2 separate regions of the Homo sapiens genome follow, and region 1 is linked to region 2. Evidence: read pairs that join two places in POLR2A ChIA-PET (ENCODE). Cell type or tissue: OCI-LY7. All regions are shown on one strand. Each heading gives the region's core, and the rest is flanking DNA. Links, peaks and the distances in the headings are about the cores only.

What was found. Peaks named below come from ENCODE experiments on the same cell type or tissue, not always from the same donor. Only the 100,000 strongest peaks of a DNase experiment are listed, where the experiment ranks them.
Region 1: POLR2A ChIA-PET joins it to region 2 with 10 read pairs; 2 of 35 experiments call an interaction of 5 or more read pairs at or near these places.

What each region holds. Positions count from the first base shown.
Region 1 is chr10:72,951,748-72,968,766 of GRCh38, reverse strand. It overlaps PLA2G12B (phospholipase A2 group XIIB), which reads left to right and starts at 13,961. Exons shown (of 4, transcript NM_032562.5): 1 at 13,961-14,292. The coding sequence starts at 14,082. In OCI-LY7, for the core only: no CTCF peak of the experiment used is centred there; no DNase peak of the experiment used is centred there.
Region 2 is chr10:72,890,173-72,905,704 of GRCh38, reverse strand. It overlaps OIT3 (oncoprotein induced transcript 3), which reads right to left and starts at 11,966. Exons shown (of 9, transcript NM_152635.3): 1 at 11,846-11,966; 2 at 6,667-7,041; 3 at 5,221-5,328. The coding sequence starts at 11,906. RefSeq lists a silencer at 6,738-6,948. In OCI-LY7, for the core only: no CTCF peak of the experiment used is centred there; no DNase peak of the experiment used is centred there.

The DNA of each region.
Region 1 (17,019 bases), core at 7,710-12,709, 66 kb before region 2:
TGAATTGCCAATGCCACCCCGCACCCCCACAACCACCATTCAGCATGGAGAAATCTATGACCTTGGGAGAGGGAAAGTACAGTAACTGGGGGAACTCTCTCTCTCTTTTTTTTTCCTGAAACAGGCTCTCGCTCTGTCACTCAGGCTGGAGTGCAGTGGTGCAATCTTGGCTCACTGCAACCTCGACCTCTGCTCAAGCAGTTCTCCTACCTCAGTCCCAAGTAGCTGGGACTACAGGCACATGCCACCATGCCTGGTTAAATTTTATTATTTTTTTTGTAGAGATGGGGTTTTGCCATGTTGCCCAGGCTGGTCTCAAACTCCTGGACTCAAGTGATCTACCCACGTCGGCCTCCCAAATTTCTAGGATTACAGGCATGAGCCACTGTGCCGGGCCAACTGGGGGACTTTACATTGGACGTGGTGCTTTCCTGACACAGCAATGAGCAAGCTGTGCTGGGCTCAGCCAGTGCCCATGCACAGAGACAGATTTAGGACCAGCCCTAGCCAGAGGGGAAGTGCCCATGCCAGCAGTAAGAACTGAGTTCTCACCACCATGGCCAAAGTGCTCTGGGGTTCTAGGTAAACTTGAAAGGCAGTCTAGGACACAAGGATTGCAATTCCTAGGCAACTCTTGGTGCTGGGCAGGACTCAGAGCCAGTACACTAGGGTGGCATGTGACTTAGGAAGATAACAGATGGGGCAGCTAAAGGTGTGCTTGTGCTACCCCTCCCCACACCTCAGGCAGCCCACCTCACAGCAATGAAAGTGTCTCCTTCCTTCTGCTTGAGGAGAGGAGAGTGAAGAGTTAAGAGGGCTTTGTATTGCATCTTGGATACCAGCTCAGCCACAGCAGGATAGGGTACCAGTCAGTCATGAGGCCCCTGTTCCAAGCCCTAGCTTCCAGACATTTCTAGACACACCCTGGGCCAAAAGGGAACCTGCTGCCTTGAAGGGGAGGATCCAATCCTGGCAGGATTCATCACCTGCTGACTGAAGAGCCTTTGGGCCCTGAATAACCAACAGTGATACCCAGGGAATATGCCGTGGGCCTTGGGCTCTGAGAAGGGCTGGATTCACGTGTGACCCAGCACATTCCCAGGTATGGTGTTACAGTGAAAGACTCCTTCTGTTTGAGGAAAGCAGAGGGAAAAGTAAATAAAACTTTGTCTTGTACCTTAAGTACCAGCTCGGCTACAGTGGGGTAGAGCACGAAGCAGGCTCTTGGGGTCCTTGAGTCCAAACCTAGGCTCTTGGAAACCATTTCTGGACCTGGGCCAAAGGGGAGCCCACTGCCCTGAAGGGTGAGTTCCAGGCCTGGAAGCATTCACCACAAGCTGACTGAAGAGCTCTTGGGCTTTCAGTGAACATTGGCAGTGGCCTGGCAGAACACCCCTTGGGCCACTGGTGGTGATGCCCAGAGAGAGGCTCCTCTGCTTGCAGAAAGGGGAGGGAAGATCAGGTGGGACTTTGTCTTGTGGCTGGAGTACCAGCTTAGCTGCAACAGAACAAAACATCAGGTAGATTTCTAAGGTTTTTGACTCCAATCCCTCACTCCCAGACAGCATCTCTGGACCCATCTGGGGCCTGGGGAGCTTGCTGCTCAGAACAGGGAGGGACACAAACCTGGCTGGCTTTGCCACCTGCTGATTGAAGAGCCCTAGGTCCTTGAGTGAACATAGGTGGTAGCAAGGTAGTGGTTACACCAGGCTTTGGGCAAGACCCAGTGCTGTGCTGGCTTCAGGTCTAAACCAGCACAGTCCCAATAGTGGTGACCACAGGGGTGCTCGTGTCCCCCCAGCCCCAGTTCCAGGCAGCCCAGCACAGTGAAAAAGGCTTTGTTTGGGAGAACAAAGTAAGAGAAAGTAAGGGAAAAAAAACAAGTGTCTCTGCCTGGTAATCCAGAGAATTCTTCTGGATTTTATCCAAGCCCACCAAGGCAGTACTTCTGTAAGTGTGCAAGAACCACAGTGCTACTGAGTTTAGAGCCCAAGTCCCTTCCAATCCTGGGAAAGCTTTCCTAAGCAGAATGGGCACAAACAAGCTCAGACTGCAAAGACTACAATAAATGCCTATCTCTTCAATGCCTAGACACCCATGAACATCTACAAGCATCAAGACCATCCAGGAAAACATGACCTCACCAAACAAACTAAATAAGTCACCAGGGACCAATTCTGGAGAAACAGAGATATGTGGCCTTTCAGACAGAGAAATTATTAAAATGAGTCAAGCAGAAATTCTAGAGTTGAAAAATGCAATTTAAATACTAAAGAATGCATCAGAGTCTTGTTTGTGTTGTTGTTGTTGTTTTTTGAGACAAATCTTGCTCTGTTGCCCTATGGAGTGCCAACATGTCTGACAGAAGACTTTTCAGTAGAAACCTTACAGGCCAGGAGAGGGTGGCGTGACACATTTAAAGTACTGAAGGAAAACACTTTCACCCTAGAATAATATATCTGGTGAAAATATCCTTCAAGCAAGAAGGAGAAATAAAGACCTTCCCAGACAAACAAAAGCTGAAGGCTTTCATCAACACTAGACCTATCCTACAAGAAATGCTAAAGGGAGTTTTTTAATCTGAAAGAAAAGGAGAGTGATGAGCAATAAGAAATCATCTTAGCTGGGCATGGTGGCTCATGCCTGTAATCCTAGCACTTTGAGAGGCACAGGAGGGCAAATCACTTAAGCCCAGGAGTTCAAGACCAGCCAGGGTGACGTGGTGAAACCTTATTTCTACTAAATAATAAATAAATAAAGCAAGTCAGAGTGGTAACATGCACCTGTAGTCCCAGCTACTTGGAAGGCTGAGGTTGGAAAATTGCTTAAGCCTGGGAGGTCGAGGCTACAGTAAGACATGATTGTGCCACTGCATTCTAGTCTGGGTGACAGAGTGAGATCCTGCGTATCTATATAAATCATCTGAAGGTATAAAACTCACTAGTAATAGCACACAGAAAACACAGAACATTGTAACACTGTAATCGTGGTGTATAAACTAGTCTTAAGTAGAAAGACTAAATGAACCAATCAAAAATAATATCTACAACTACTTTAAGACAGTACAATAAGACATAAAGAAAAACAACAAAAAGTTAAAAGTGGAGTAATGAAGTTAAAGTGTACAGTTTTTATTAGTTTTCTTTTTGCATGTTTGTTTATGCAATCATTGTTAAGTTGTCATCAGTTTAAACAGAGGATTATAAGATAATATTTGCAAGCCTCATGGTATCTTCAAATTGGAAAACATACAACATGGCTGGGCATAGTGGCTCTCGCCTGTAATCCCAGCACTTTGAGAGGCCGGGGTGGGTGGATTGCCTGAGGTCAGGAGTTCAAGACCAGCCTGGTCAACATGGCAAAACCCTGTCTCTACTAAAAATACAAAAATTAGCCAGGCATGGTGGTACATGCCTGTAGTCTCAGGTACTCGGGAGGCTGAGGCAGGAGAATCACTTGAACCTGGGAGGCGGCAGTTGCAGTGAGCCAAGATTGCACCATTGCACTCTAGCCTGGGTGACAGAGCAAGGCTCCATCTCAAGAAAAAGAAAAGAAAAGAAAAACATACAACAGATACCCAAAAAATAAAAAGAAATTAAATCATACCAGAGAAAATCACCTTTACTAAAAGGAAGATAGGAAGGAAGGAAAGAAGAAAGAGAAGACCACAAAACCAGAAAACAAATAACAAAATGACAGGAGTAAGTCCTTACTTATTAATAACATTGAATGTAAATGGACTAAACTCTCCAGTCAAAAATGGCTGAACGGATAAAAAAGCAAGACCCACTGATCTGTTGCCTACAAGAAACACACCTCACCTGTAAAGATACACATAGACTAAAAATAAAGGGATGGAAAAAGATATTCCATGCCAATGGAAACCACGAAAGAGCAGCAGTAGCTATACCTATATCAGACAAAATAGATTTCTTTTTTTGAGATGGAGTCTCGCCTTGTCACCCAGGCTGGAGTGTAGTGGGGCAATCTCGGCTCACTGCAACATCTGCCTCCCTGGTTCAAGCAATTCTCCTGCCTCAGCCTCCCAAGTAGCTGGGATTACAGGCACATGCCACCATGCCCAGCTAATTTTTGTATTTTTGTAGAGATGGGATTTTACCATGTTAGCCAGGCTGGTCTCGAACTCCTGACTTCAAATGATCCGCCCACCTCAGCATCCCAAAGTGCTGGGATTACAGACATGAGCTACCATGCACCTCTATGCCCAAAATAGATTTCAAGACAAAAACTGTAAGGAGAGACGAAGAAAGTCATTATATAATAATAAAAAGGTCAGTTCAGCAAGAGGATGTAACAATTTTAAATATGTATGCCCCCAACAGTGGAGCACCCAGATATATAAAGCAAATATTATTAGAGCTAAAGAGAGAGAGAGAGAGAGACACCACAATACAATAATAGCTGGAGACTTCAACACCCCACTTTCAGCACTACACAGATTTTCCAGACCGAAAGTTAACAAAGAAACATTGGAGTTAACCTGCACTACAAAACAAATGGACCTAATAGATATTTACAGAAAATTTCATCCAACAGTTGCAGAATGCACATTCTTTTCATCAACACATGCATCATTCTCGAGGATATTCCATATGTTAGGTCACAAAACAAGTTTTTAAACATCAAAAAAAACTGAAATATAAGCATCTTTCTGACCACAAAATAAAACTAGAAATTAATAACAAGAATTTTTGGAAACTATACAAACACATGGAAATTAAACAATATCTACTGAATGATCAGTGGGTCCATGAAGAGATTAAGAAGGAAATTGAAAATTTTCTTGAAACAAATAATGGAAACATGACATACCAAAACCTACAGGATATAGCAAAAGCAGTACTGAGAAGGAATTTTATAGCTATAAGTGTCAACATCAAAAAAGAAAAATTTCAAACAAATAACCTAATGATGCATCTTAAAGTACTAAAAAGCAAGAGCACAGCACACCAAACCAAAAGTAAAGAAAAAGGAAATAAACATCAGAACAGAAATAAATTTGAAAAGAATACGAAAGATCAACGAAACAAAAAGTTCATTTTTTGAAAAGATAAATAAAACTTACAAACCTTTAGATAGACTAAGAAAAAAAAAGAAAATCCAAATAAATAATCAGAGCTGAAAAAGACATTACAACTGATTCTGCAGAAATTCGAAGGGTCATTAATGGCTCCTATGAGCAACTGTATGCCAACAAATTGAAAAATCTAGAAGAAATGGATAAATTCCTAGACACATATAACCTACCAAGATTGAACCATGAAGAAATCCAAAACCTGAACAGATCAGTAACAAGTAACAAGATCAAAGCCACAATAAAGTCTCCCAGTAAAGAAAAGCCTGAGACCTGATGGCTTTACTGCTGAATTCTACCAAACATTTAAAGAAGAATTAATACCAATTCTACGTAAACTATTCTGAAAAATAGAGGAAGAAGGAATACTTCCAAACTTATTCTTTAAGGCCAGTGTTACCCTGGCTTTAAAGACAAAACATTCAAAACCAGACAAAAACATTTAAAAAAAACTACAGGCCAATATCTCTGATGAATATTGATGCAAACATCCTCAACAAAATACTAGCAAACCAAATTCAACAATACATTTAAAAGATCATTCATCATGACCAAGTGGGCCAATATATGTAAATCAATCAATGTAATACAGCATATCAACAGAATGAAGGACAAAAATCATATGATCATTTCAATTAATGCTGGAAAAGCACTTGATAAAATTCAACATATCTTAGTGATAAAAATCCTAAAAAAAAAACAAACTGGGGATAGAAGGAACATACCTCAACACAATAATAGCCATATATGACAGACCCACAGCTAGTATCATATGGAATGGGGAAAAACTGAAAGTCTTTCCTTTAAGATATGGAGCATGACAAGGATGCCCACTTTTACCACCATTATTCAATATAGTACTGGAAGTCCTAGCCAGAGCAATAAGACAAGAGAAAGAAATAATGGGCCTCCAAATTAGAAAGGAAGAAGTCATATTATCCTTTTTTGCAGATGATATGATCTTACATTTGGGAAGACCTAAAGACTCCACCAAAACACTATTAGAATGGAAAAATTTAGTAAAGTTGCAGGATACAAATTCGATATACAAAAATCAGTAGTATTTCTACTACAGTGAACAATCTGAAAAAGAAATTTAAAAAGTAATCCCATTTACAATAGCCCCAGATAAAATTAAATACCTAGGAATTAACCAAAGAAGTAAGAGATCTCTATAATGAAAACTATTAGACACTGATGAAAGAAATTGAAAAGGACACAAAAAAATAGAAAAATATTCCATGTTCAATGATTGGAAGAATTAATATTGTTAAAATGTCCATTACTATCCAAAGCAATCTACAGATTCAATGCAATCCCTATCAAAATACCAATGACATTCTTCACAGGAGTAGAAAAAACAATCCTAAAATTTATACGGCACCACAAAAGACCCAGAATAGCCAAAGCTATCATGAACAAAAAGAACAAAACTGGAGAAATCACTTTACCTGACTTCAAATTATACTACAGAGCTATACTAACCAAAACAGCTTGGTACTGGCATAAAAACAGACACATAAACCAATGGAACAGAATAGAGAATCCAGAAACAAATCCACATACCTATAGCGAAATCATTTTTGACAAAGATGCCAAAAACATACATTGGGGAAAACAAAGTCTCTTCAATAAATGGTGCTGGGTGAACTGGATACCCATATGCAGAAGAATGAAACTTGACCCCTGTCTCTCACCACATGCAAAACTCAAACTAAAATGGATTAAAGACTTAAATCTAAGACCTCAAACTATGAAACTACTACAAGAAAACATCAGGGAAACTCTCCAGGACATTGGTCTGGAGTGATACCCTGCAAGCACAGGCAACCAAAGCAAAAATGAACAAATTAGATCACATCAAGGTAAACAACAACAACAACAACAAAATTCTGCACAGCAAAGAAAACAACAAAGTGAAGAATCAACCTACAGAATTGGAGAAAATATTTGCAAACTACTCATCTGACAAGAGATTAATAACCAGAATATATAAGGAGCTCAAACAACTCCACAGGGGGAAAAAAAAGTGAATTATTCAATTTTAAAAATAGACAAAAATTCTGAGTAGCAATTTCTCAAAAGAAGATATATGAATGGCAAAGAGGTATATGAAAAGGTTCTCACATCACTGATCATCAGAGAATGCAAATAAAAACTGCAAAGAAATATCTCACCCCAGCTAAAATGGCTTTTATCCAAAGACAGGCAATAGAAATGCTGGCAAGGATACAGAGAAAAGGGAATCCTCTTACACTGTTGGTGGGAATGTAGATTAGTACAACTATTATGGAAAATAGTTTGGAGGTTTCTCAAAAAAAAAACCAAAAAACTAAAAATAGAACTACCACGTGATCCATCCATCCCACTGCTGGGTATATACCCAAAAGAAAGGAAATCAGTATATTGAAGAGGTATCTGTACTCTGTTTTTTGCAGCACTGTTCATAATAGCCAAGATTTGGAAGCAACTAACTGTCCATCAGTAGATAAATGGATAAGAAAATACAGTATATATATATATATATATATATATATATATATATATATATATATATAACAGAGCACTATTCAGCCATAAAAAAGAATGAAATCCTGTCATTTGCAACAACATGGATACAACTGGAGATCATTATGTTAAGTGAAATAAGCCAGGCATAGAAAGACAAACTTTACATGTTCTCACTTATTTGTGGGATCTAAAAATAAAAACAATTGAATTCATGGAGATAGAGAGTAGAAGGATAGTTACCAGAATCTGGGAAGGGTAGTGGGCATAGGGGGAAGTGGGGATGGTTAATGGATACAAAAAAATAGCTAGAAAGAATAAGACAAAGTATTTGAGAGCACAATAGGGTGACTTTAGTCAATCATAATTTAATTGTACACTTTAAAATTAACTAAAACAGTATGATTGGATTGCTTGTAACACCAAGGATAAATGCCTGAGGGGATGGATACTCCATTTTCCGTGATGTGATTACTATGCATTGCATGCCTGTATCAAAGTATCTCACGTATTCCATAATTATATACTTGTAGGTACGTACTACGTACCTACAAGAAATAAAAATAAAACGCTAAAATTTGATACAGAGCTAATCAAAATAGTATGGTATTGGCTTATACACAGACATACAGACCAATGGAATGGAATAAAGAGCCCCTACATATATGGTTAAATGATTTTGACATGGATGCCAAGACTTTTTGATGGTGGAAAGGACAGTCTTTTCAACAAATGGTACTAAGAAAACTGGATACCTATGTGAAAAAGAATGAATTTGATACCTTACCTTACACCACATACAAAAATTAACTCAAAATGAATCAAATCCCATATAAATTAATCAGAATTTCTAGGGGCAGGCCTGGACATCATATTTTTAAAGCTCCCTATGTGATCCTAATGTGAAAGAAGGTTGAGAACAACCAATCTAGCCTCAGTGCAGTGGAACAGGCTATGTGGCTCATAAAGTAGTTCTGAAACATCTTTGAGCTATTTTTAGCAGTGACAACACTGGGCCCCCAAGACAAGTTTTAACTAACTTTGAAGGTCAATGTTCATTAACATGTACATTATTGATGAAATTGGTCTCATTACTTTTCATCCTTTCTCATACATAAAGTAAGGGTATTCCAAAAACTTCTATATGGAAATAGGGAGGAAAACTTTGTGAAAGAATAAAGACATTTGGAACCCAAGAGTTTGATAAAAACAGATGTAAAGTGTAGCTAGAATTCATGAGACTGATATTCAGAAATACCCTGTTCTCTTCACTAAATTTCTAACCAAGTTGTTGAGTTGGAAAACCCATGGTATAAAGAGGCCGATTTCTAAAATATGCTATTAATTTAGGTAGTGAATGCTGGTTGTCACATAGAGAAAAGCATCTTGTAAATAAGTAATGCTCAATTTTTCTCTATGTGTTCCAACAATATTCTTCTGTTTCTCATTCAGAACTGACAGCATCTCTCATCATAACAATGCCATGTCAGCAACTGCAGAAGTCAAACCTTAGAGTCTAGGTAGAAACAACTCAGGAAGGGAGTGTGTCATATTCTTTCTCTAGAAATCCATTTGCTTCATTCTTTACGATTTTGAGAAAAACACTGGGGGTCACAATAGGCTACATTTTCTTTTTATTAAGAGGAAGCATTGCTTGAGCCCAGGAAGTGAAGGTTGCAGTGAGCCATGATCAAACCACTGTCTCCAGGTGACTGAGTGAGACCCTGCCTCAAAAAAAAAAAAAAAAAAAAAAAAAAGCATATTTAAATTTTCTAACTAAAACGTATTCATTCCCTCTTTACATATTAAAAAAGTAATAGCTAACTCTGAAGCTACAAAGAAAGCTGATCAGCATAGAGGGGATTCAAGTATTAGAAGACCTGCTGGACAAGATTAACTTTCATATTCCTGCCAACACAGAAGATCCATAATTCCAGGCTGGGCACCGTGGCTCATGCCTGTAATCTCAGCACTTTGGGAGGCTGAGATGGGCGGATCACTTGAGGTCGGGAGTTCAAGACCAGCCTGGCCAACATGGTAAGACCCTGTCTCTACTAAAAATACAAAAATTAGCTGGGCATGGTGGTGGGCACCCATAATCCCAGCTACTTGGGAGGCTGAGGCAGGAGAATTGCTTGCACTCAGGAGGTGGAGATTGCAGTGAGCCAAGATTGTGCCACTGCACTCCAGCCTGCACTCCAGCCTGGGTGACAGAGTGAGACTCTGTCTCAAAAACAAAAAACAAAAAACAAACAAACAAAAAAACCCTATAATTCCAAAGAAATATACTTGGATCTCAATCCTAGCAACATAAATAAAACTATTATTACTATTATTTTAAGACAGGGTCTTGCTCTGTCACCCAGGCTGGAGTGCAGTAGCACAATCTTGGCTTACCACAACCTCCACCTCCTGGGCTAAAGCAATCCTCCCACTTCAGCCTCCAGAGTAGCTGGGACTATAGGCAAATGCCATCATGCCCAGCTGATTTTTTGTATTTTTTTGTAGAGACAACATCCCTATGTTTCCCAGGCTGGTCTTGAACTCTTGGACTTGAGCGATCCACCCCCGCTTTGGCCTCCCAAAGTGCTGGGGTTACAGGGGTGAGCCACAGCTCCCGACCGTGTTATGTCATTTTTAAAAATGGATCAAAGACATAAGAGCTAAAACTCTAAGATTCTTAAAGAAAATATAGGGTCAAGATCTTCATGACCTTGGATTTGCCAACACTTTCTTGGCTATGACACAAAATCACAGTCAACAAAGAACAAAAAAATAGATAAATTGGACTTCATCAAAATTTAAAACTTTTGTGCAAAGGACACTACCAAAGAGTGAAAAGGCAACCAAGAGAATGGGAGAAAATGTATGCAAATTATATATCTGATAAGAGATTATTATTATTATTATTACTTGAGACAGGGTCTTGCTCTTTTGCCCAGGCTGGAGTGCAGTGGCACATTCTCAGCTCACTGCAGCCTCAACCTCCTAGGCTCAAACCATCCTCCCCGCTTAGCCCCCTGAGTAGCTGGGACTACAGGCACACACCACTCCATCTGGCTGATTTTTGTATTTTTTTGTAGTGGTGGGGTTTTGCCATGTTGCCTAGGCTGGTCTTGAACTCCTGAGCTCAAGCAATCCACCCACCTCAGCCTCCCAAAGTGCTGGGATTACAGGCATGAGCCACCATGCCCGGCCCTGATAAGAGATTAATATCCAGAGTATATAAAGAACTTCTGACACTCAACAATAACAAAAAACCCAATTGAAAAATGGACAAAGGTCTTCTTAAATAGATGTTTCTCCAAAGAAAATATACAAATAGCCAATAAGCACATGAAAAGATGCTCAACATCACTAATTATGAGGGAGATGCATGAGATACTACCTCACATTCATTAGGATGACTATTGTCAAAAAAAAAAAAGGAAAACAACAAGTGTTGACAAGGATGTGGAGAAATTAGAAATCTTGTCCATTGCTGGCAGGAATGTAAAATGGTACAGCCACTATGGAAAGCAGTATAATGGTTCTTCAAAAGTTAAACATAGAATTACCATCCAGCAAACCCACTTCTAGGTATATAATACCCAAAAGAATCGAAAGCAGGGACTTGAATGGGTATGTGTACACCAGTATTCATAGCAGCAGTATTCTCAGTGAAGTATTGATACATACCACATGGATGAACTTAAAATTATACTAAGTGAAATCAGCTGGACACAAAAGGACACATATTATATTATTCCATTTATATGGGGTACCTAGAATAGGCAAATTCCTAAGAACAGAAAGTAGAATAGTGGCTGCCAGGGGCTGGGGAAAAGGGGAATGGGGACTTATCACTTAATGGGAACAGAGTCTCGGTTTGGGATGATGAAAAAGTTCTGGAGATGGATAGTGGTGATGGTTGCACAACAATGTATGAATGTTCTTAATGCCACTGCATTGCACACTTAAAAATGGTTAAAATGGTAAATATGTTATGTATATTTTACCACAATTTAAACATGTATAAAGTTTCAAGAAATGGGGGGACAATACTATTAACAGCTCTAGTAACAGTTGCATCAGCAAAAAGATCCTTCTCAAAACAAAAAAGTATCAAATATTTCTTGCCATCTTACAATTGCCAAGAGCAACTGACATCACTTTCAGTTACACTGATTGAAAATTAGGTTGTTAGAAGTATAAACTTTGATGACCTAATCAATGAATTTTCAGAAAAGTCAGAAAAATCCTATGATCAAAATATTGCATACTTATAAAGTAATATATAGTATTATATAAAATTATGACACCAATTTTTAAAAAATTTATGTATATATTGATACTCATGTATCTCTATTAACCTTATTATATTTTACAAATAATAAAACATTTTTTAAAGGAAAAAGCTTTATAGTTAGCTTTTTTTTTTTGAGGCAGAGTCTCACTCTGTCACCCAGGCTGGAGTGCAGTGGCACGATCTTGGCTCACTGCAACCTCCACTTCCCTGGTTCAAGCAATTCTCCTGCCTCAGCCTCCTGAGTAGCTGGGATTATAGGTGCACGCCACCACGCCGGGCTAATCTTTTTGTATTTTTAGTAGAGACGGGGTTTCACCATATTGGCCAGACTGGTCTTGAACCCCTGACCTCAGGCAATCCACCTGCCTCGGCCCCCCAAAGTCCTGGGATTACAGGTGTGAGCCACCGCGCCCAGCCTATAGTTAGTATTTTAATGGCAAGTTCCCCTGCTTTTGGAAAAGGAGCTCTGCATTTGCAGTTTTGTTTTGGTGAAGCCCTACAAATTATGTAGCTGGCCCTGGTGCCAGCTTTCCCATTGATAGCCTGTCCAGCTTTGATCAAGTCACTTACCCTCTGCATCAGTTTTCTCACCCCCAAATGGGACTATTTAATCTGCTTCATGAAACTGGCATGAACATTTGTGCATATGTGCATGTGTATGTGTGTGCCTCTGTGTATGTGCATATGCATGAAAGTGGTTTGAAAAAGTATAGATGCTTTAAAATATTGGGTGGCATTGTTGTGACTATGAATAATTTTTAACCACTGCCCTTCCTGGAGTCTGAGTCTTCAGCCAAACACATTTACTGAAAATGAAGAAATTAATTCATTTAATTCATTATTTTCCATGGGGCTTTCCAGACAAACATTTGAGAAAGGAGCTAAATGATTCATGTGGTCCATAAAGGTATCATTTTTATAGACTGGTGATTATTTTATTATTACTATTTTTTTGAGACAGAGTTTCGCTCTTGTCGCCCATGCTGGAGTGCAATGGCGTGCTCTCGGCTCACTGCAACCTCCGCCTCCTGGGTTCAAGTGATTCTCCTGCCTTAGCCTTCCTAGTAGCTGGGATTACAGGCGGCTGCTACCTTGCCTGGCTAATTTTTGTATTTTTAGTGGAGACGGGGTTTCGCTATGTTGGTCAGGCTGGCCTCAAACTCCTGACCTCAGGTGATCCAAACGCCTCGGCCTCCCAAAATGCTGGGATTACAGGCATGCACCACCATGCCCGGTCCTAGACTAGTGATTTTATAGATGGCATTTCTTCACACGACTAAAAGCAGTCTAAACTGAAAACGATGCCAAAACACTAGACTTCAGTCAACAGTCTTAAAAGCCTACACTCCCAAATAGACTATTTGATAAACCCTCTGACTTCTAAGAAACTCAAAGGAAAAACACCACCAGGAGAGCCGAGTGCCCCCAGAATTGTCCTTGGACCATCTGTAGATCTTGTCTTATGATCCACTTATGCTGAGTGTAAACAGAGATACTGCTGTAAATAGAAGCCAAAATGTCCCTGCACTCAGATGGCTACATCTGGGAGCTCTGCCAAATTAGAGGATTTATGCGTCAGAGCCAGGTGGGTTCCACAGCAGAAGCTGGGGTCTCAAATCTGAACTTCTGCTTAACACACACTTGGTACCTACTCTGACACTATCGTGACCCTTGGTAAAGTGACTATTAATTCCTACCGCTGGGGCTTTCCTGGGCCCTGTACACATCCTCCTGACTCTCCTTGGAGACTATGTAGGTAGCTGGCTGAGGGGTGTGGCTAGGACCTTCGGTCAAGCTCTTCTATCAAGAGGCTGGCCCTGAAGAGCCACACTTGTAACTGATCAACAGCTTAACAAGCTGGTCGGGGTAGAACTCCGAATCCTTCACCGTTCCTGCGTCTCAGAAGCTGGCTAACATCTCCCTCCCTCCAGGGTGGTAGAATCCACTTTGAAATGTTCTCTCTCCCTGGCCCTCCCACTCCCTAACCTTTGCCCTCTTTCTAATTGCCCTGATCTCATCCCAACCTCCATAGCTATGTTTAAAGTCCACCTCTGGGGAACAGACAGATTGAATGTTCCAGATAATCCCTTTCCCAGTCCTGCCTGACATCTGGGTAGGGGGTTTGTCCCTGGAATTCTGGGACACTGGCTGGGGTTTGAGGAGAGAAGCCAGTACCTACCTGGCTGCAGGATGAAGCTGGCCAGTGGCTTCTTGGTTTTGTGGCTCAGCCTTGGGGGTGGCCTGGCTCAGAGCGACACGAGCCCTGACACGGAGGAGTCCTATTCAGACTGGGGCCTTCGGCACCTCCGGGGAAGCTTTGAATCCGTCAATAGCTACTTCGATTCTTTTCTGGAGCTGCTGGGAGGGAAGAATGGAGTCTGTCAGTACAGGTGCCGATATGGTGAGTGTGCGGTTTCTCTTTCTGTAAAAACTGTTGCTGGTGGACCCATGGACAGCCCCAGAGAGGTCACGATCTGTCTTGCACTTTTTCCTGTTATCCACTTAGAGCTGCCAGATTTAGCAGATAAAAATGTAGGACACCCAGTGAAATGTGAAATCCAAATAAACAACAAATAAGTCATTAGTATAAGTATGTCCAGTGAAATATCTGGGACATACTTATCCTGACAAATTCTTCGTTGTTTATCTCAAACTCACATTTCACTGAGCTTCCTGTATTGTATCTGGGAAACCTTCCCTGGGCCATTTTAATGAGTTTGTTGTGAGGCAGTTCTTAGGAAAAAAGGGTACCTGGGGTGGGAAGAAGGAGGGTGGGTATGAGAGGCCTCTGTGAGGAGTTCCCAGGGATGAAAACTGAAGCCGAACATTCAGAGAAAAATCTGCCATGGGGCAAAACCACCTCCTCAGCTGCTCTGTGCTCAGCTTGGAAACAAATTCTCCCTTCCCCCTGCTGCAGTTCACACCGTCCTCCCAGCTCTCAGTCCCTGACTGGCATCAATTTGCTGGACTTTCTCAAGGGAGCTGTCCCTGCCTGCAGCCTCGGCAACGACAGGCATGCTGTGGAGAGGAAGGGTTCGTGGCTCACCAGGGATCCCGGGGCTGTCCCCTGGACTTGGCGCCAGATGCAGATTTGTGAGCTGGCAGGAGCACTTCCCCTACCTTGCCTGAATATGGCTGGGGGTACACAGATATAAGGTGCACACCTGGCTGCCGGCACAGAGCCCCTGGTCCCAGGGGCCCTGGAAGTTAATGTAAGGGGAGCAAAATGTGGAGCCCCAGGCCTTGAAGCTGGGTGGCATCGTGTAATTGCCAATGCGCATGAAAACGTTTTCCAAAGCATGCACAGTCTCAGGTCTCAGGTAGCATTAGTTTTATGGTTTAATTTATCAACTATCTCATCAAGGGATTAGAAATGAAAATGGTGAGTCAATTTAGCCTAACAGGAAAACACATTTGAGAAATATTTTCTCCAAATACTCAACAGAGAAAAAGTCAGCTTTGAAGAGATGCACAAAAAAACTACATACTTCCCGGACTCACCCTTAAGTCTCTCTATTCCTTTTTGAGTGGGGAAAATCGCTTCCTTATACACTAAGAGTGACTAGGAGGTAATGGTTAATCATTGCATCAGGACCCAAAGTTTTGCAGCATAGATGTTTTAACAATCTATGGTTAAAATCTATGTTTTAACCATCTATGTTTTAACCATCTATGCTGCAGCTTCTTTGTGAAAGTTTCACAGAGAAAAATGCCTGGTCTGTTAGGACCCACCTGGCCCTAAAACCATGTATTTGTCCAAGGCAGTTGGACCAACGCAGAGGCCTTGCCACTGGATTATGCTCACACTGTTTGCACGGATGGGACAGGGAAGGGGTTGACTCACTTCAGACATTGGAATCAACACAGGTGTTTTCCTTCCTAAAGGCAACACAGGACTAGTATCTGTAGTTCAGCAAATAGGCAACAGCAGGAATTTTTATTAGGAAATCAAGAACCAAATCCTATTCTTCCTTCTCTAGCAAAACAGCATTAAAAGACTTAAGCAAATTTTAGTTGCGGAGCCTCTGGCTGGGCAGGGTGGAAGCCAGCAGCAACTGGTGGGGGATGGGAAGAGTAAATAGAAGAGAAAGGCAAATAACTCTTCTCACTTTGTGTAAAACAACCTGCTCAAAGAGGGGCCTGAAAAACACTTAGAAAAATAGGCGGTTATGCCTCCTTACCTTGGAACCCAGTAGAGCCAAAAACCTGGCGGCTGTGCCCAAAAGAGTACAAAATACCTTCTCAAACTGATTGTGAATCGAGCAATCTTTTGAACAGACAACACCTAACAACGAGTCTGCTCTTTTGTAGTTTGCTTTGTGACACATCTCTCATGCACCGTGCTCGTCTTTTAAGTAGTGGTTCTCAAACTCACCTGTGAATTGAAGCCCCTGGAGGGCAGATTCAACCAGATCTCTGGGCCCCACCCCAGGTGTTTCTGATTAGTAGGAGATTCTGGGCTTAGGAGATCCTCCTGCCTCAGCCTCCCAGTTAGCTTGGGCTACAGGTGTGCGCCACCATGCCCAGATAATTTTGTAACTTTTTGTAGAGCAGGGAGTCTCACCATCTTGCCCAGGCTGGTCTCCAACTCCAGGGCTCAAGCAATCCTCCCAACTTGGCCTCCCAGATTGCTGGGATTATAGGCGTGAGCCACGGCACCAGCCAGATTTTACCTTTGATAGGTACTAACTACTATTTAAAACAGTGGGTTTCTAACTTGGGTACACTTCAGATCACCTGAGGGGCTTTAACAACACCTGGCACCAAATCAATTAAATCAAAATTTCTGTGGGTTGGCCCCAGACATCAGTATTTTAACATTTTTCCCAGGTGATTGCAAAGCACAGCCAAGGTAAAGGGGTGCCATTCTATGACGTCATTCTTAGAGAACTTCAGCCCACAGGTTAAATTATGCAGGCAGATAAAACTGTGTATGTATCCTGGTAGCCCATGATAGCATGTCAACATTGTTTTCCGTGCTTCTCATATCTAAAGTAATTTGTTCTCATGCCAACACACAAAATCTGTACTTGTCAAACAACTGGGCTATAAATATGACAAGATCCAGCGTGTGTCAATGGCATACCTAGCACAACTGTTATTAAGGAGTCTCTACCAGCTGGGTGCG
Region 2 (15,532 bases), core at 10,410-15,409:
TGGAAGCCCCAAGCCAGGGCTCTGCCATGGCTGAAGTACGGTTTTACACTTCCCACATGGTATGGGGAAACTTGAAGCTGAGAAATTGATGGAAAATTTGGCCTAGGTCTGATAAAGCATCTGTGATGCTGACAGGAGCATTTGAAAAAGTGCTCTGTGTAAAACTTCCTCAAACCAGGTGCTGTGGTTTGGATATTTGACCCCTCCAAATCTCATAGCGAGATTTTTCTTTTTTTTTGAGACGGAGCCTCTGTCACCCAGACTGGAGTGCAGTGGTGTGATCTCTGCTCACTGCAACCCCTGCCTCCCAGGTTCAAGCGATACTCCTGCCTCAGACTTCCGAGTAGCTGGGATTACAGGCACGCACCACCACGCCCAGCTAATTTTTGTATTTTTAGTAGAGACAGGATTTCACCATGTTGGCCAGGCTGGTCATGAACTCCTGACCTCAAGTGATCCACCTGCCTTGGCCTCCCAAAGTGCTGGGATTACTGGCATGAGCCTCAGTGCCTGGCCTCATATTGAGATTTGATCTCGATGTTGGAGGTGAGGCCTAATGAGAGGTGTTCAGGTCTTGGAGGCAAGTCCCCTGTGAATGGCTTGGTGCTGTCTTTGCAGTAATAAGTGAGTTCTTGCTCTATTAGATTAGTTTCAGCGTGTTTAAAAGGAGCCTGCCACCTCCCCCTTCTCACTCTCACTTCCTGTCTTGCCATGAGATCTCTGCACATGCCAGCACCCTTCACCTTCCTCCATGAGTGGGAGCAGCCTGAGGCCCTCCCCAGATGCTCAGTCTCCCAGCCAGCAGAATCATAAACCAAATAAACCCATTTTCTTTATAAATTACCCAGCCTCAGGTATTCCTTTATAGCAACACTAAACAAAGATACCAGATGACACGAGTGGTGTCCTACAGAAAAAACTACAACAGAAGATGGTCTGCCACAAGACACTTACATGAGGGATGATCCACTGTGAGAGAGCATTATCGTGATAATTAGAGGCTTTGAACTGGAGATAACAGAATTATCCAGAAAAATCCATAATACAAGTATTTAAAGAATTAGTAAAAAGATAAAAGAAAGGATAATAAGCAAAATAAAAGAAGTGTGTAAAAAGACAAGGCAGAACTGAAAACAAACAAACAGAACTTGTAGAAATGCAAAATGTTGATAATATTAAGAATCTTTATCAGGGCTCCTTCTTTCCCTTTCCTCATTATACTGCCTGGAAAGTAGATGGTTAGAGGCCCACAGCCTTCCTGGATGTAGACATGGTGACATCCGTGCTTGGGTAGGTCACTTAGAAGCCTCTATTCCAAGCCTGGACTGCTTATCTTGGACTGTAGCAGGACAAGCCGCAGACAAAACCCCTCAGACAGCGAGTTAAAGAAGGAAGGGCTTTATTCGGCCGGGAGCTCCGGCAAGACTCAGGTCTCCAACAACTGAGGTCCCCAAGTGAGCAATTCCTGTCCCTCTTAAGGGCTTACAACTCTAAGGGGGTCTGCGTGAGAGGGTCATGATCGATTGAGCAAGCAGGGGCGTACGTGACTGGGGGCTGCAGGCACCGGTAATCAGAACAGAACAGAACAGGACAGGGATTTTCACAGTGCTTTTCCATACAATGTCTGTAATCTATAGATAACATAACCGGTTAGGTCAGGGGTCGATCTTTAACTACCAGGCCCAGGGTGTGGCGCCGGGCTGTCTGCCTGTGGATTTCATTTCTGTCTTTTAGTTCTTACTTCTTCTTTTTTTGGAGGCAGAAATTAGGCATAAGACAATATGAGGGGTGGTCTCCTCCCTTAGGACTGATTTTTTTTTTAATATGAGAGAGAAATAAACTTCTACTTATTTAACCCATCATTATTTGGGGTTTATTGTTATAGCCAGTGAAGATACTCTATGCCCCAGCAGTTCCATTCTTATGGGTACCTGCTAGAGAAAATCTCACACATTGGGTAAGGTATCATTTTTATGTTAATTCTAAGAACACACAAAACAATGCTATCTATTGTTATGGGTACATACATAAATAATAAAAGCATTAAAATGGGATGAGAAGAACACATGTTAATTTCAAAACAATGATTACCCCTGGAGGCTGAGAGAAGAAAGCAGGATGGGGTGGGATGGCTTTACTGTATTTACAAAATTGTATTTAAATTAAAAGAAAAAGGGGGCTGGGCATGGTGGCTCACGCCTGTAATCCCAGCACTTTGGGAGGCCAAGGTGGGTGGATCACCTGAGGTCAGGAGCTCAAGACCAGCCTGGCTAACATGGTGAAACCCTGTCTCTACTAAAAATACAAAAGAATTAGCCAGGCATGGTGGTGAGCATCTGTAATCCTAGCTACTCTAGAGGCTGAGGCGGGAGAATCACTTGAACCTGGGAGGTGGAGGTTGCAGTGAGTCGAGATTGTGCCATTGCACTCCAGCCTGGGCAACAGGAGTGAAACTCCATCTCAAAAAAAAAGAAAAGAAAAACAAAAAGGAAGCAAAACTTAACTCTAGTTAAATCTAGGTACATGAGTGTCTGTTATATTATTTTCTTGTATGCTGCCTGAACAAATTATATAATTTAAAATAATTAAAATTATTACATTTAAATAAAAACTAAAGGAAAATTGACACATGCTTACAAACACAAAACACTGTCTACAATTTCAGAGGATTCACCATCTCCCTGAAGTCCCACAGACCCCACATAGGAACTTGGGGCTTTGATAGAAAAAGATTGTCTAAGATAAATTAAGGAAGAGATGTGAATGATATGCTACCTTTGATGTTTAAAAATGGCCAATAAGTAAACATATTGATATGATTTGGCTGTGTCTGCACCCAAATCTCACCTTGAATTGTAATAGTCCCCATGTGTAAAGGGTGGGGCCAGGTGGAGATAATTGAATCATGGGTGCAATTTCCCCCACACTGTTCTCTTGGTAGTAAGTAAGTCTCACGAAATCCAATGGTTTTATAAATGGGAGTTCCCCTACACATGCTCTCTTGCCTGCTGCCATGTAAGATGTGACTTTGCTTCTCATTCATCTTCTGCCATGATTGTGAGGCCTCCTCAGCAATGTGGAAGGGTGAGTCAATTACACTTCTTTCCTTTATAAATTTCCTTTATAAATCCAGGCTTGGGTATGCCTTTACTAGCAGCATGAGAACAGACTAATACACATATATATATTTACATTTTTAAATCTGACTGTAGAAACCCTGGAAGCACATATAAGAAAATAATACAGCCGTTTCCTTGGGATGGAGTTGGGGAAGAGGGAAATGGGGCAAGAGGGTGACTGAGAGCTGGACAGTTTGCTGTATACTTTTTCATGTTGTTTAATTTGGGAACCATTTAAACGTATTACCTCTTCAAAAGTTATATTAAAACAAAAGCAAAGAAATGCATGAACAACTCCTGGCTTAAAATAAAGCCAAATATTTTTGAACAGAAATACATGAGGGTGGGCAGAGACTTCAGGAACCACTATTGCCCCTACCCCAAGGCATTTAGCATTAAATCACATACTCAAAATCAATCACACGAGATCCCTAACAACGCCTATGGCAGAGCCGAAACATGCTTCACAGGATGGTCAGTGGGGTTCATTTAGGAGGCTTTATTTATTGAAGTATTTATGTTTTGTTTTGTTTTGTTTTGTTTTTCAGAGACAGGGTCTTGCTCTTTCGCCCTGGCTGGAGTGCAGTGACACAATCAGAGCTGATGGCAGCCTTAAATTCCTGGGCTCAGGCAATCCACCTACCTCAGCTGAGACTACAGCTACTTTGGAAGGCTGCCACCATGTCTGGCTAATTTATTTTTATTTTATAGAGATGGGGTCTCACTATGTTGCCCAAGCTAGTCTTAAACTCGGCCTCAAGCAATCCTCTTGCTTCGTCCTCTCAAAGCGCTGGGATTACAGGCATGAGCCATTGCCCCTGGCTCATTTAGGAGACTGAAGAGCAAAAGCTTTTCTAAAACAAGAAGCTACTTGGGCCCAGGATGTCGAAGCTGCAATGAGCTGAGATCACACCACTGCACTCCAGCCTGGGCGACAGAGCAAGATCCTGTCTCAAAAACAAACAAACAAACAAACAAAAACCAATAAGCCTTTTATGCTCCTTTCACCTTAATCTCCTACCTCAATCCTGACCTGTTACTGTTCTTCTTGGGGGACCAGGGTAGGGCAATCTTCCCCTTTCTCTCTAGACTTGTTTTAAATCTATTTGAGTCTGAATCCAAAAAGCTTCATAACATTAAAGAGAAAGAGAAATAATATTCAATCTTGGGGTTTTCATCTCTGTTCTCTTCTAGTTATAGACAACATAATATAAAATTCAAGAACTCTGGATTTCCTACAGACAATCTGACTCATCTTTCTTGCTACTCAGAACAACCAAAATTGTATCAGTGAAGCTAGAGGAGTAAGTCCTTAGATAATTCTAGACCAGACCAGTGCTGTTCAACAGAAATATAAAGCAAATTACATATTTAAAATTTTTTAGTAGTCATATTAAAATTTTTTAAAAATAAACTGGCGAAATTAATTTTAATAATATATTTTATATAACCCAATTATATGCAAAATATTTTCACTTTGATATATAACCAATATTAAAGATATTATTATTATTTTTAGAAACAGAGTCTCGTTCTTTCACCCAAGCTAGAGAGCAGTGGTGTAACCATGGCTCACTGTAACCTTGAACTCCCAAGTTCAAGTGATCCTCCCACCTCAGCCTCCTGAGGAGCTGAGACTATGGGTACCTGCCATCATACCCACATAATTTTCATATTTTTTGTAGAGATGAGTTTTTTCTTTGTTGCCCAGGGTGGTCTCAAACTCCTGGGCTCAAGCCATCTGTCAGCCTCAGCCTCCCAAAGTGCTGGGATTACAGGTGCGAGCCACCGTGTGTAGCCAAACATCACTTTTAAAATTAAAATAAAATTAAAATTCAGTTTTTCAGTCACACTAGCCACATTTCAAGTGCACCATGGCCATCTGTGGCTACCCTAGTGGAGGGCACAATTCTCTGCTGTCCCTAATCATGATACAAATTTGGCGTGGGGCTTTCGGTCCAGGCATAAACTAAAAAGCAAACACCATTCCAAGTGTTTGGAGACACACACTGGGAAAATGATGGTGCTCTGAGGCAGGAAGAGTTTTTGATTTGTCCTTTCGATCCTAATAGCCTGATTCTACCTTTGATGAGTTTCTTACCAAAGCATGTCTGCCTGTCAGGGCCTAGCACAGTTCCTGGAGCGCATGTGCACTCGCTGGTATCTGAGCAGCTGCCATGGCAGTCCTCGTCGCAGATGTCATAAAAATCTATGGAAGAATAAAGATTATCTTCATGAGGGCAGGAGACCAGAAGACACTCTTTCATTCTTTTTAGAGATGGTGCGGGGGGTCGGGGGGGGTGGTATCCCTATGTTGCCCAGGCTGGCCTCGAACCCCTGGGCTCAAGCAATCCTCTCACCTTGGCCTCCCAAGTAGCTGGCACTACAGGCATAAGCCACTGCATCCAGCTGACCCTCTTCTTGAGAGAGCCTCATAAGTGCAGCCTGGGGGATGAGTTTCCAGCCACCATCAAGGGAATCCTCATTGTTCAGGGTTTATATAAACCAATGGAAAACAACAATCTAGGGCATCTTCTGTCATCTAGATCAATGATTCCCAACTTCAGATCCACAGGCCCTTGAGTGGCCATAGAGTTTCTGCAAATCCAAAACCTCACCATACAAGAGCTATAGACTAAGAAAGTGTTATGTCCTACTCTTCTAGTGTTCTATTTAAAAAATGAATACAGACATTGACAGGATTAATAACACAGAAATTAAAAGTATTACTGACATAAAGTAGCTTCTTCCCATTGTATATCACTTAAAAAAATCAGTGGACACTAAACACAATCCAATCACATGGATGTCTGATTATCTATCTATCATCTATCTATCTATCTATCTATCTATCTATCTATCTATCTATCTATCTATCTATCATCTATCTATCTTAAAAAGGGGTTCTCCATACTCAAAAGTTGGAAATCCACCATTTAGATAATCTAAATCAGTGTTTCATTTTCTTTTTTTCTTTTTTTTTTTTTTTTGAATCAGAGTCTCACTCTGTCACCCAGGCTGGAGTGCAATGGCACGATTTTCGCCTCACCGCAACGTCCACCTCCCGGGTTCAAGCAATTCTCCTGCCTCAGCCTCCCGGGTAGCTGGGGTTACAGTTGCCTGCCACCACGCCTGTCTAATTTTTGTATTTCTAGTAGAGACAGGGTTTCACCATATTGGCCAGGCTGGTCTTAAACTCCTGATCTTGTGATCCACCTGCCTCAGCCTCCCAAAGTGCTGGGATTACAGGCGTGAGCCACTGCGCCTGGCCCAATGTTTCATTTTCTAATGTTTTGTTTGAATGGAATTCAGACAAAATTAAAAAGAACTGATCAAAGTCATAGCTCCTTTCCCCTTCTATTTCTTCAGGAATTTTTCAGAAGTTCTAAGAAGAGATCTCAGAAATCAGAGGTATCTTTAGCCCCACATCAATGTTGTTCAGATTGAGATATAGTTGCCACTGTAACTGCATATCCTATAATTGGCACTTTTGGACTCCACCTGTGGCCTTGTTGGTGGAGAAAAAGAGCACAGGGAAGGTACTCACGACCACAGTAGACGTGGAAGCAGACGCTGGGCTTGGTCAGACGATACACATAGTAGCCTCCAGGGCAAGCCTTGACTTCCACCGTGGTGTTCCAGAGACAGCAGTTCCCATTGAAGCTGGCACAAGCCTGGCGTTGCACAATGCCGTCGCCTTCTAGGGGGTGGCTGCCATTGAGCCAGACAGGTGCGTGGGTTCCACAGTGGTTTTCTGGTATGCAGAAGGTAGGCATGGCATCTCCCGCCATGCCCGTGAAGTGGTACCACTCCCCATTCACATGGTTGTCACATAGAGGAGGACCTTGAGACTCATCCAACTGGTGGTCAGTGTTCCTCCAGGGCTCATTCAGGCTGATGTAAGCAGAACAAGGATCTAGGGCTGGAAATGAAAAAGATACCTCAGAGTACCTGGAGTGTTTCGGATCACACCACCAACAGCCCAAGTCCAACTTCTTGGTCTTGCATTTGGACATTTTTGAATTCCAGAGAGAAATTAGTTAAGGTCACAAAAAATAGCTGTTTAAGGTTCCTCAGGTTGATTTAAACATGTTGCATAAATGCCCTTTTCAAAAGTATTTCAAACCTAAAGTTAAGTGTTAGCATTGAACTGAATTTTTATCCAGAGTAATTATTTGATAGAAGGATAGTTGATCAGACCAAGGGAGGTTAGGATTAAAGACTCACTGAACTCTGCACGAGTCAGACCACACTCTGAGTATTTTGTTCATACATGGAGACTGTATTATTATTATTTTTGAAACAGGGTTTGGCTCTGTCACCCAGGCTGGAGTGCAGTGGTACAACCATGGCTCACTGCAACCTCCGCCTCCTGGGCTCAAGTGATCCTCCCCACCCAGCCTCTGAAGTAGCTGGGACCACAAGCGTATGCCACCACACCTGGCTAATTTTTTTTTTTTTTTTTGGTAGAGATAGGGTTTTGGCATCTTGCCCAGGCTGGTTTTGAACTCCTGGGCTCAAGTGATCCTCCTGCCTCAGCCTCCCAAACTGTTGGGATTACAGGCATGAATCTGGTGCTCGGCCGGAGACTGTATTTTATGAAAGTAATTGACAAATTTGTTCAGAGAAAGTTGAACAGACTTAGAAGGGGTCCTAAAAATTATTTACAGGAGAAGTTGAGAACTATCATTTTGAAAAAAGAAGATGGAAGAAAATGCATATTAGTTTTTAAAAATCTGGAACAGGCGTGTGAAAGAGGAATTAGCTATTCTGTTACAAGAACAAGAATGAATTATGGGAAAGCACGTTTCAGTTCAGCTATCCAGTCATGGAGAGGCTGTGTCACAGTGCAGTTAGCTTCCAATCCTTGGAAATTTTCAAAAAAGTATTTGGCTGGCCATTTGTAAAGATTATAGGTGGAATTTTGCATTATTAGAAAGTTTGACTTGATCAGGAATGTGTAAAAGCTCATTCCACTGAAAAGAAAAAGGCCTCGGGCACATGTCACCTACTTTGAAATACAGAGTATACTAGCATGTTGTTACCAGAAATATTCTCAAAGTGAATTTTGGTATATATTTTACCAGCTTATTGAAAATACCAAGAACTTTGTGTATTCACAGTTAACCATGGCATTACTATCCTAGCTGTCATATAGCCAAGTTTCTCAGGCATACATATTTAGTGCATAAATTACAAGGACAAATATCTCAACCAAAACATTTTATTGTATGTCATGAAAACATTGGAAAACAACATTTTGGCCAGGCACAGTGGCTCACACCTGTAATCCCAGCACTTTGGGGGGCCGAGGCGGGTGGATCACCTGAGGTCAGGAGTTCGAGACCAGCCTGGTCAACATGGTGAAACCCCACCCCTACTAAAAATACAGAAATCAGCTGGGCGTGGTGGCACGTGCCTGTAATCCCAGCTACTTGGGAGGCTGAGGCAGGAGAATTGCTTGAACCCGGAAGGTGGAGGTTGCAGGGAGCCGAGACCACACCATTGCATTCCAGCCTGGGCAAGAGAGTGAAACTTCGTCTCATAAATAAACAAACAAACAAATAAATAAATAGAAAAACAACATTTTAATGACTAAAGAACCAATATCTCCAATATTCTCATTGCTCCCCTTAACTCCAGGGAAACTAATTAATGAATCAACATAGGTAAATTGTCCTTATGAAGAATCTATGAAACCAAGAAATTCTAGAAAGGAACATTGGCCAGAGAGTACTATATTATCCTTCTTAATGCACATGAGGTTGACTTACGTAACTGATATCATAGGCAGGAAATTCACATTAGGGCCAATACATTTTGTGGGCAGGGAATTCAGTATTAGCAAATACTGCACAAAAATTAAATATGAATGGGCCATGATCACCAAATCTAACTTGTCTAGAAAATACTTTAGATTTTTCCAATCTACATATCCACAATTCAAAGTTAAGTTTACTCTCTAAACTTCAGTCACATGTAGAGAAAAGTGTAGCCCACTGCTAATGGCCTCCAAGAAAATATGACAATGTAAGACAAGAAATAAGTGGGATATTGCATTTTCTGGAAATAACACGCAGGGTTGCAAATGGCAGAAACAACCCTCTTTCTTTAAAATGCCCCTTATGTATCTCGGCTGAACCCTAGACCATAATCCTTTGAGGGGAAGAAATATCCTCAGATTCTTTCTCCCATCAAAAGGGACAAATTTCTTCCTCCTTTGCTCTCCCAGCTGTGACTTTTTCTTACAAATAAGGTTTCCAGAGCAGTTTCACAGGTGATTACAGAGTCATAGAAATATTTGATTCCTCTCCCTGGCTCTAATTTTATAAGAAATGGTTAGATACTTAACTTTTAATCGCTTCTACAGAAACTCCTAAACCTCTCTCAGTAACTATTTCCTTATTTATAAAGTTTTTCCTTCAAGTTAAATGTCATTTCTTGGGCTGTTTGCTAAAAGTTCACTTCCTCCCCTGCTGTAGGGGAGATAGGGTATGAGGAGGAAAAGTTTATCTACCATCTTCTATAACTAATTAAATAATACATATATATTTTTAAAAGTTAACCATCCAATACTTTCTGACATTTAACGTACCCATCCCACTCTACCCCCTTTTAAGGCAGCAATCCAATCTAATAATCTGGCCACTGGTCTTATATCCTGTTTTTAATCTCAGCGTGAAGCCCAGAATCTGGTATTGCGCACATTCATCCTAAAATGCTGATCTATACATCTCAGTGCGAAGGCTTCAAAAAGAACAGCTTCCTGGCCTGCCAGAAGCTCCTCAATGGTTTGCTAAGATGCCCACTTGCCAGCTGCCCCTCTGCTGTCTTCCACCAGGACCACGCAGGGCCAAGGGCAGGGAACCATGTCTGCGTCCCCACCCTTTCGCCCCAGGGTTGAGTCCTCCAACCCTCCAGGTCCTATCCGGCAGACAGCCGCCCCTGAATCACAGCCCCTTTTCGACCCTGTGCCTGAGCTTGGTCGGGAAGTGCCCCTCCTTTCCTGCTCCATCCTCTTCCATCCTCCTCCCTCATCACCCCACTTTGCTTCCCCCTTTCTCATCCCTTCTTTTCCTCTTCTCTCACTTCCCCTGTCCTCTCAGGGCAAACACCAGCTCTAGTTCCCAAAGTTCCCCCTTTATCATGCTTCTGGCATTGAGCCAAATATCATCCTTGAGGAGCTGGGGGTTGGAGGAAAAGATCTGGGAAGGGCGATGGTATATGGAAAGAATGGGGAATATAGGAGGTACTAGAGGGAGAATAGGTAAGGAGAAGGGTGGGAAGAAAGGGGAGTGGAGATTTTCGGGAGGACAACTTTCTGAGCGACCCTTGGGTTAGTTATTGGCAGCAGATAGGGGGTGATTAATGACAGGTAGCTCAAGCATATTTTTTGGAATAGTTTTGGATTTACAGCATAATTGAGATGATAGGACAAAGAGATCCCACATACCCCACACCCAGTTTCCCTTGTTATGACACGTTACCTTTAGCCATACATTTACCACACATTGGCATGGTACCTTTGTCACATTAATGACCCACTATTGATACCTGATTATTAACTCAAGTCCACACTTATTCAGATTCCCTTAGTTTCCACCCATATCTTTCTGTTCCAGGATCCCACATTACCTTTAGGTGTCAGGTCTCCTTAGGGTCTCAAATCACCATTTTTATTTTTATTTTTATTTTTTTGAGATGGAGTCTCCCTCTGTTGCCCAGGCTGGAGTGCAGTGGTTCGATCTCGGCTCACTGCAACCTCCACATCCCGAGTTCAAGTGATTCTCCCGCCTCAGCCTCCCAAGTAGCTGGAATTACAGGCATGCAACACCATGACCATCTAATTTTTTTGTGTGTATGTATTTTTAGTAGAGACGGAGTTTCACCATGTTGGCCAGGCTGGTCTTGAACTCCTGACCTCAGGTGATCCACCCGCCTTGGCCTCTCAAATGCTGGCATTACAAGTGTGAGCCACCGTGCCTGGCCACAAGCCTATTTTTAATGTGTATCCTTTCAGGTACTAGAGCAACCATGAAGAAATAAGCCAGGGTCAATTAGATACTGAGCTACTCAAAAGTGTCAAGAAGGATGGTTCTCTCCATCTCACCCCCACCCTCTGTTCCAGTTAGTACTCACATTCTACTAGAAAAAGATGCAAGAGAGAAATCTGTTAGTAACTGGAATTGAAACTTTTCTTTGCCTGACTGGCCAGTTTTGCACCAAGCCTGAGGAGGGAGACAATTTAAGATTCACTCGATCTGTGCAAAAAGTCTTATTTTCTGACATAAAGACTAATGAGTTTGGTTTATCCAGATCTGTGCCCCCCATGGCAACAGAGCTTTCAGTCCCTTGCCTTCATTAAAGAAAAATTCTATGCTCAACTTTAATTTTTTTTTTTTTGGCTCTTCAAGTTGGAACTATAAAGTGCCTAGAACACAAAGAAGATAGAATTATTTTTACACATACTCCAGGAACTCTTTAGCTAGTGAAAGCTGTGGGATATGGCAGATCCATGGAAATTTTGGAGTCCAGGCAAGAGGCTAAATGGAACATGTAACAGAAATTCTCGGGAAATCTATTTTCAAGGATTATTAGGGACTTTTCTTACAAGATTCTAGAGCTAGCATTTAAGGTACTGGAATCTAGTTCTTAATCATCTGTACATTATAGCAAATTGCCACAACAAAAAGTGCATTGTGCCAAGTTCTTGACATGAGACTCACCCACGGGTGACACGGAGGTGCCTGTGATGAAGAGGCAGGTGAGAAGCAGGAATGGAGGCATCCTTCTGGACCAACTGCCAGAAACACTGGAAAATCCTCTTAATACTGGTGTTCCTTTGTCCCCTTCTCTTTCAAGCACTTTTTTTTTTAAGGCCTCTAGGCTCTCACGAGAAAGACTTTATCAGCACTGGTAGGGGCTTTATCAGAGGAAGAGGATGAGGATGAGTGGGATAAGGTGTCCACAGCTCTGGCCTTGGCCCCAGAGAGAAGCACTGCTTTACACTGTCAACAGGGTTCCTTTATTAATAGTTTTCTTTAGGAAAAAAAAAAAAAAACACAACTCACAATCCCTCATCCTCCTATTGTTTTCTCTCAAGAATTCCCTGCAATGAAACCCCAGTATCTTATCCAGAAGGGAATTCTAAATGAGGGACATCCCTTCACGTCAAATTCTTGCTTTGTGACTTCTAGGAATTGATTTCACAATGTTGCAGCCATAGCACTGCACACTAAACGAGAATGGATGAAGCCAAATCACTGCAACTGTCTTGGTCAGATGGTTGAGGAGCTTATAATAGCACACAAAACAAAGTAGTAAGGACAGGTATGAGACAAGGACAGTATTCTCTTGAAATAAGCTCCTGAGTTTGTTTTATTACGGTCTTTGGCCTCAAAACTTCTGAAAGAAACAAGGTTTAAATTGTGTTTTTACTAATTCAAGCAGCAATACCTCATATTTTTATTGTCTTTACTCCCAAAATTAAAAAATGGTTTAATGTTATTTATTTCACTAATTCTCACATTAAGATGGGGTAGGAGCTTAAAATTAGAAACTACTCATTAAATTAACACTCTGGAAAATTAAATGTCAAAATTTCCTGAAGTTTCACTTTTAGACAAAGGAGAGAAAATGTGCTTCTTAGCACAATTTTTTTTTTCAGACGGAGTCTTACTCTGTCGCTCAGGCTGGAGTGCAGTGGTGTGATCTCGGCTCATTGCAAGCTTCGCCTCCCGGGTTCACGCCATTCTCCTGCCTCAGCCTCCCAAGTAACTGGGACTATAGGCGCCCACCACCACGCCCAGCTAATTTTTTTGTATTTTTAGTAGAGACAGGGTTTCACTGTGTTAGCCAGGATGGTCTCGATCTCCTGACCTCGTGATCCGCCTGCCTTGGCCTCCCAAAGTGCTGGGATTACAGGTGTGAGCCACCGAGCTCGGGCAATCACTGGTTTTTGACAATGACAAAAGTACACATGGTCTCCAGAAGCACAGGGTTTATGGTCAAGCAAGGGGTTTCCATTGATCTAAAATTGTAGTTAGCTACTTCATTACTAACATCAGTGGGACACAGGCAATTTGACCATTAACTTATTAAGTTGTGGTTTGATGGCAGCAATGGATGACTCTGCTGTCTCATTGCAGGATAGTGTTGCTAAGTATCAGTGCTTTAAACAGAAAAAACAATCCCCCACAACTTCCTGCGCCTAGGAAGCCATCTGAGGGCTTCATATGTGTTGCAGAGAAACAGAGGACGTGTGCATGAGATAAACCCAGACTTGTTGCCAGGATTGATTGCTGGAGTCAAGGACTTTCACCAGATAGCCTTTGGTTCTGTAAACAAGAATTCCCAGGATGGTAAGATGTTTTTTCCCCCTTATTTCTATTTTTTCCTTTTTAGTTGACCTGCTCTTTCATTTTTTACTTTTTATGATGAAAAATTTCAAATATATATACAAAAGTATAAAGAACAATAATGAACACTCAGCTATAATAATTACTAACATTCTATCAATTTCATTTACATACCAGTATGCATTTCTAACACATTGTATTTTTTTACATAATCATGATGCTTTTATTACAACTATGAAAATTAGTAATAATTCCTTAACTCATATCCAATCCATATTTAAATTGCTCCAATAGTTCCAAATATTCCTTTTATTGCTGGGTTGAGTCAGGATCCAAACAAGATTTATATATTGCATTTTGATTGTCACTTAAATTTATTTTTATCAGCTGGGTGCAGTGGCTCACACCTGTAATCCCAGCACTTTGGGAGGCCAAGGTGGGTGGATCACCTGAGGTCAGGAGTTCGAGACCAGCCCGGCCAACATGGTGAAACCCCATCTCTATTAAAAATGCAAAACTAGCCAAGTGTGATGGTGCACGTCTGTAATCCCAGCTTCTTGGGAGGCTGAGACAGGAAAATCACTTGAACCTGGGAGGCAGAGGTTACAGTGAGCCGAGATTGTGCCACTGGACTCCAGCCTAGGCAACAGAGGGAGACTCCGTTTCAAAAAAAAAATATATATATATATATATATTTTTATCCATAATGGTCTTCCCCCCTTCCTTCCATTTGTTGAAGAAACCCCATCATTTGTCCTACAGAATGTTCCACGTTTTGGGTTTGGTGAATTGCTTCTTTGTGGTGTCTTGTAGTCTTTCCTCCCCCATATTTAATGTTAATGCTTGTTCATATGTTACAATTTTTCTAAATTATGTGCTATTAGAATTTAAAAACAAAAATACTCTGGTGACATTGAGAGAATTTAATGTACAGAAGGCAATGCTAGAAATAGACCAGTTACGAAGAGGATAAATCAGTCTAGGATATATCTGAGCTAGAGTAACAATTTGAGAGCTACCAACATATAAATGGTAATTTAAATAGGGGAGAGGGGTGAGATCACACCCATGGAAAATGGGGTCCAAGATGGAACCTTGGGGAAGCCTAATATCACAGATGTGGGCAGAGGAATAGGACGCTGTAAAGGAGACCAAGAAGTAGTCACAGATTTACGAACGGAAACCCAAGGGTGGAGTCACAGGAGCTGAAGTTCAAGGAGGAGGGGTTGCTCAGTGAATGATGCATTTATAAAATATTAACATTTATCAAATAAGTATTTTTTTTTTTTTGAGACAGGGTCTCACTCTATAACCCAGGGTGGAGTGCAGTGGCGCAATCTCAGCTCACTGCAGTCTCTGCCTGCGGGGTTCAAATGATTCTCCTGCCTCAGCCACCCAAGTAGCTGGGATTACAGGTGTGCACCACCATGCCCGGCTAATTTCTGTATTTTTAGTAGAGATGGGGTTTTGCCATGTTGCCCAGGCTGGTCTCGAACTCCTGAACTCAAGCTATCCACCCACCTTGGCATCCCAAAGTGCTGGGATTACAGGCAAAGTAGGTAATCTTATATTCAGTAGGATTCATTAAAAATAACTTACACATTTATCCTAAGGAAATATCACAAGCGCACCATGGGAAATAAGGAGCTTGGACTCATTTGGGAGAGCAACAAACAAACGTTGGCAGTGATAAAACTGAATTAAAACTCTGAAGAGTTTCGGTGAAACTGAGCTCTAAAATCTAAGAAGTCCCATTTTTCTGTGAAATCTTTCCAGATAGATTTAAAAAGTCAACCTATTTGTATTTGTTTTTGAAAGCATCCACCATGTGCTTACCACTGCACCCTGACAAGCAGGATACCACATTAGTGTTAACATCACCTCTGGTTACATCTTTTCTACTCACCAGTCACCATGCTCAGCAGTCCTCCAGCCACTCAGTCTGGTACTTGACCACAGGATGCACTGAGGAGTTGTGATGTAGGCGCCATCTCTGAGCCTCAGTTCCTTTCTCTTTAAAGTGATGGTTCTCATCAGAATCACCAGGAGGGCTTG